Regions from separate parts of the Homo sapiens genome. Here region 1 is linked to region 2. A link is a contact called in ENCODE Hi-C or POLR2A ChIA-PET data. All regions are on one chromosome and are shown on one strand. Each heading gives the region's core, a stretch centred on a gene start or an enhancer-like site at or near the end of the contact. The rest is flanking DNA. Distances are from core to core; before and after follow the strand shown.

Region 1 (2,752 bases), core at 220-2,719, 340 kb before region 2:
TGTGCACCTGTGGGTGGAGGGGGCCCCAATGGTGCCGGCCTCTCCCCCACCAGCACTGTGTTATCTGACTCACCGTTCCCGCCAGGTGATGGATGCAGCCATCTGATAATCAGAGCTGCTTTCTCCCCAGAAGTTCATGCTCAGCCTGGTTTCTTGGAGGCCTAGGATCAACCCAGAATATCAGGCCTTGACAGGGAATCTTTGGGCCTCCCCTAAGCAGAGTGGAGCTGGGATTTCTGATTGGCTCTTGCTATGGGGTGAAGGGAAACCTGGGCATTTAGTTGGAAAGCCAGGCCCCTGGCTTGCTCCATGTGATTTCCTGCTAGAGACCACCTCCTATCCATGACTTGGAGTCAGACACCCTTGGGTTTGAATGGACCATGGGTTAAGTGCCACCAGGCAGTTGGTTCACAGCTCTGCAGCCTGTGAAGAGGAAATGGGAAGCAAGTGGAGATGAATGGGTTGGGCGGCTGGTGTATATTTGGCCCTCTCCCTGAGTGGTCATCTTTATTGTTGTTAGAAAGGGATGATTGCCGATTGCTAGAAATAAATGATCAGGTCAAAGATTTGGAAACTGGCTTTGGGGGCTGGGCCTTCCCCCATGTAGTGGGATGATGTCTCATGAGGCAAGAACAGGCTTTGGGTCAAGGCCAGGATGAGTTCCATTAGGCCTGAACAGCGCCAGAGCTCTGGAGCCCCAGATCTGTACATTCATGCGTCAATCACCTCTGCGTGCCAACCCTCAGCTCAGGCTAGGACTCAGTGGCAAGAGAGACAGCTTTGGGCCTGCTTCCTGGAGCTTCCACAGAAGGGGTAGTTGGTCAGGCCCAGGAGCATAAGCTTCTGTGCAGCTGCGTGCCGTGGAGGAAGAGGGCAGGTCTGACACGGAAGGGGCATCTTCGTGGGGCCTGCAGGAAATGCAGGGCACTTCTAAGGAAGCAGCACCCAGGAGACCTGGCCCGGGGTTCAGAGTCTACAGGGTAGCAGGAAGGGCATTCTGGGAGGGATCTGCACAAAGATGTTCCTTTCCCTGAGGTGGAAAAGGAAAGAGCAGAAGGGCCTGTGGCTGGGGCAGCAGGGAGCAGGGGGAAGAACAGTGGAGCACAAGTACGCTGGGCCACGTGAGGACGCCATCCACTACCTCGGGACGGGAGGAGACACTAGAGATAGGCCCGAATGTGGTTCTGTGAAGCCACTTCCCAGGTGGCCCCAGGCAAGGCCCTCTCCTCTCTGAGTCTCCTGCTCTCTAGAATGGGGGCTATGACGCCCAGCTCCTGGGGTTGTCAGGAAGAAGAAAGCACTGCCCATCATGACCTCTCTGTAAGCCCCTCTGGGCTGCTTGTGGAGAGAAACCCAAGGCCTCAAATCAGAAATGCTTCCTTCAGACTCCTGGGCCTTGAGGCAAGTGTCATGGGAAATTGGATGCCAACCAAGCCCAGGGCAGACACGCTGTGCCAGGATTCAGCAGAGCAGGGAGCGTGCAGGGAGAGGCAACCCTATGCCCTCGTCTCAGAGCAGGCTGTGTGCGCCCAGCGGACACGGCACCAGCAGGAGCTGTGTGGGCTCGGCTCCATGCAGGTGCGCCTACGTCTATGTGTGTCCATGTATGTGTGTGCGTGCTCACGCTTTTGTGTGTGTGGTGTGTTTTTGACAGGGGGGAGGTGAGTGAGAGGCCAGCTTCCTGACAGGGCAGTTGTAAAACATTCATAAAACTTTTATTGGACTTGCCACCCTTCCAGATAAATATTTTTCGATTTTATGGGCTTGTTTTAGGACCCCAAGCTTAATCATGGCTTTGTGGCTGCCTTAAAGAAATTAAATATTGTTTTGGCAAAAGGAGCCCTCTTCCCCTACCCCTGCCAAAGGCAGCCTGAACTCTGAGCTCATAAATTCCTGCCACTCTCAACTCTTGCCCTTTTTCCCTCCGTAGTCTCAGAGCCATACTAGGATGAGCCCGAAAAAAAAAGAGGGAGAGAGAGAAGAAAAAGCAACCCCTACTCTTCTCCCTCCAGGTTCCCCAACTCCCCTGACCCTGGCGGGAAATTCAACCCAGCTCATTTGTCCACACAAGGGAGCGGGCAGAGGAGTCTGTGCTGGGCAGTCACCTGCTGCCTCCCTGAGATGGCAGGCTGCCTTGGCTGGAGGCGCCCCCATTCCCCCAGCCCCTCCCTGCCTCCTGGAAGACCTGAGTGGATCCCTGCCCCCAGTTCCTCAGATCTCATTGCCTCTGAGGCCCCACTTCCCACACTGCCTCCTCGGGCCCCTCTGAATACCCTTTCCAAAAGAACACCCCCAAACCCAGCACCATCCCGCTGTCTCTTTGCTGTACTGCCTTCCTAGCATCTAGCACTATCGGAAACTTTCTCCTGTATTCATCTATTGGTTACAAGCCTGTCCCCGTTACAGAAATAACTCACACCATGCTGGACCCCCACCCCTGGAACAGGGCCCAGGGCACAATAAGTGCTCCGTGAATATGGGGAAGGTATGCTCAGTGAATGGGGTGGGGTGATTTGGGTAAGGAATAAAAATAGTAAACATTCTTTAGACCTTGCTTTGTGCCAGCCGCTGTTCTAAGCACTTTCTGTTATATGAACTCACTTGGGCCTTACACCAAACCTGTTCCCATGTTTCAGATGAGGAGACTAAGGCGCAGAGAGGTCACATGTCTTTTGTGAAGGCACGCAGCTGATCTGCGCCTGGACTAGGGTCGGGATCTTGGTGGTCTGGGTATAGAGCCTGAGCTCCTGGC
Region 2 (2,700 bases), core at 151-2,650:
TCCAGGTAGAGAGAAGTACAACTGCAGAGGTCTGATGTAGATGTGTGCCTTCTCTTTTCTTTTTTGTTTATCTTTTGGAAGAGACAGTCTTGTTATGTTGCCCAAGCTGGTCTTGAACTCCTGGGCACATGCAAAGTGAAAGCAGAGAAAGAGTGGACTTACCCCAGAGGCGGATGGTTCTGCAGTGTGCAAGGCCATTTCAGAATACACATAGAGAAAACAGGAGAATAGGTGGTGAGGGTTTTGGGGAAAGAGCCAATTTTGGTTGAAAAAGTAGGGGAAACCCCAGACATTGTACCATCTCAGGGTTGAGACTGCTTGCCTAGCTTTTGAGATTTTTTTTTTCCCCAGACCCCTCAACTCCTGAGATCTTATCGGGAAGCTGCTGATCACCAGTTTTAGGTGTTTTTATCTATTGGGAGACTGCCTTTCTCTGGTCTGGCTGCAACCAATTATTATTTTAGAGAGACAGCTTAACCTGACAACCACGTCATGGTTGCCTCACATTGCTGGTCGGGGAGTGGCCCCTCTCCTGCCCTGCTCAGGTCTGACTACTTACTGTAACAATTGCAAGGTTTTTGGATGGAACAATTGAAAGAATGGAGCTTGCATGAACCAAAATAAGAAAAGACTATGAGAGGGCATTGTTGAAGATGGAGGCAAAAATTCTGAGTGGATCCTGATGTGTTCGGATGGGGCTGGTGCTTGGGAGGCTGCTCTGTGCTTACAAGAAGAGTTCTACCCGGTCCATCTTTATCACATCTTCTCTAATACTAAGTTCAGAGAGGCTTTAGCTCATTTTCCATTTTCTTGGGCTGTCTCCTCTGCCAGACAAAGTGCCTATTTCTCCTGTCTCTATCACCGAGCCACACAATTGCTGTAGTCATTTGCAGTCTACTAGAACGATAACACATATTGGCATCAGACAGATCTTGGTTCAAAACCTCGCTCCACCAGTTTCTGTGTTGAGCTAGACCAAGTGACATGATATACTGAGTCTCAGTTCCTTATTTGTAAAATGGTGATAATAATTTTTGGTTAAGTAATTAAAGTAAGGATAAATGATGCCTTTCGAAGAAGGACACAACTGGAATGGCCAGTTTACCCCTTGTCCCCTCTTCGGTGGCATTATTTATTCTGGAGTAAGGAGGGATGGCTGAGGGAATCTGTCTGTGGGTCCAACATGGCGCCGTCCTGCTCCTTGTATGAGCCTCAAAGATGGGGACAACCATTTGGGGGCAGACATGTTTGTAGCACGAGATCCAGGCTCAGTCCCGAGGCAGCCGGAACGTGACGCAAGGTTGAGGCGGGGCTCCTCCCCCGCACCCTGGCGTCGAGCGTCTCGTGACAGGTACTTCCGCTCGGGGCGGCGGCGGTGGCGGAAGTGGGAGCGGGCCTGGAGTCTTGGCCATAAAGCCTGAGGCGGCGGCAGCGGCGGAGTTGGCGGCTTGGAGAGCTCGGGAGAGTTCCCTGGAACCAGAACTTGGACCTTCTCGCTTCTGTCCTCCGTTTAGTCTCCTCCTCGGCGGGAGCCCTCGCGACGCGCCCGGCCCGGAGCCCCCAGCGCAGCGGCCGCGGTAAGCAGCGGGCCCAGCCCGGCCGGCGGCCTGGCCCCATCCCCCCCCTCAGCCCCTCGGTCGCCAGGGCCTCGCGTCCTCCCTGTCCTCCTGGGCAGGCTCCAGTCCCAGCCCTGGCCACGCGGGCACACCCGGCATCGCTCAGGCCCCCGGAGCAGGCCAAGACCCCACCCGGCTTGGAGAGGTCGGAGGTCGTCGGGCGTGACCTCTGGCCGGGTTGCCCGCCCCGGCCACCCGTCTCGGACGCTCTGTTTACTGTTGGCCTGGATCTCAGAGACCCGAGAGGGTTCCTTGACTTGGGCGGCCCTGCGCCGCGGCAGGACGCGCTGGCCAGTGGAGTTCCTTAGCGCGGCGAGCAGGAGGGTGTCAGAGCCCACGCCGCCCGCCGCCGTGCCCACCCGGCGGGCATGGGTCACAGGCGCTGGGGGCCGAGCCGCGTTCCCATCCGGTTCTTCAGTTGAACAGCCTGACCCTGTTAGTGGGAGTTCCCTGACGGCAACTGAGTCAAGGCAGTGAGTCAGGTCACGTGCGCTGGGCTCGCCTCGACACTTGTGTACATTGAGGCGCCTCTGGCGCTGGGAGACAGGGAGCTTTTTGTCCTAGGCATGTTACGGTAAATCCTGAGAGAAGTTTTTCAACTTAATCGAGGAAAGATGGTAGTTGGATGTAGAGTTGTGTTTCCATTCCGACCGTGTTTGGGGCCTCTTTCTGCATTCATTTTAGGCTTGATACCTAATGGGGTCATAAGGGGAATATTGAGAATATTGACAGCAAATATTTGAGCGTTTATTGTATGCTAGGCAGCGTGGCAAGACCTTTTAACAGATCATTATGTTTAGTTCTTTGAACAACCCTCTGAAGTACCACTGTTGTGCCCACTTAACACAGTGGGAAGTTGAACAGAGAGGCTAAGCCATTTGGCCAAGGTCACACAGCTAATAAGTTACGAAGCAGAGATGCAAGCCCAGGCAGTCAGACTCCAGAGCACTGTATTAAATTTCTAGGTTGTACTGCTTTCACGTACCCCTGAAGCTTGCTGGTTTATCTTTTGCTACCTGGTATCTGTACCTCAGTGCCTCCCACCACCTCCTTTCTTTCTATTGATGTCATTTGAAAGTCTTTC

Evidence for each region. A loop is a pair of places that touch in the nucleus more often than their neighbours do. ChIA-PET counts read pairs that join two places held with the same protein, here RNA polymerase II (POLR2A).
Region 1: a map of ascending aorta shows a loop between it and region 2 (5-fold over the local background). The contact joins the enhancer-like site here to the promoter of RAB7A in region 2. A Hi-C loop is called at or near these places in 1 of 168 maps with a recorded cell type or tissue (ascending aorta). POLR2A ChIA-PET finds 5 or more read pairs at or near these places in 1 of 52 experiments (AG04450).

What each region holds. Positions count from the first base shown.
Region 1 is chr3:128,380,847-128,383,598 of GRCh38, forward strand. The region is part of intron 6 of EEFSEC (eukaryotic elongation factor, selenocysteine-tRNA specific); the gene reads left to right. Among named protein-coding and RNA genes, the nearest start is that of DNAJB8-AS1, 81 kb to the right of the region's middle. Within about 2 kb of position 1,470, at least 17 of the 41 ENCODE cell types and tissues checked have a DNase peak (open chromatin) inside an H3K27ac peak, as active enhancers do; they include ascending aorta, where a contact is called at or near this core.
Region 2 is chr3:128,724,783-128,727,482 of GRCh38, forward strand. It overlaps RAB7A (RAB7A, member RAS oncogene family), which reads left to right and starts at 1,401. Exons shown (of 6, transcript NM_004637.6): 1 at 1,401-1,577. RefSeq lists enhancers at 1,125-1,254, 1,284-2,268 and a silencer at 1,535-1,824.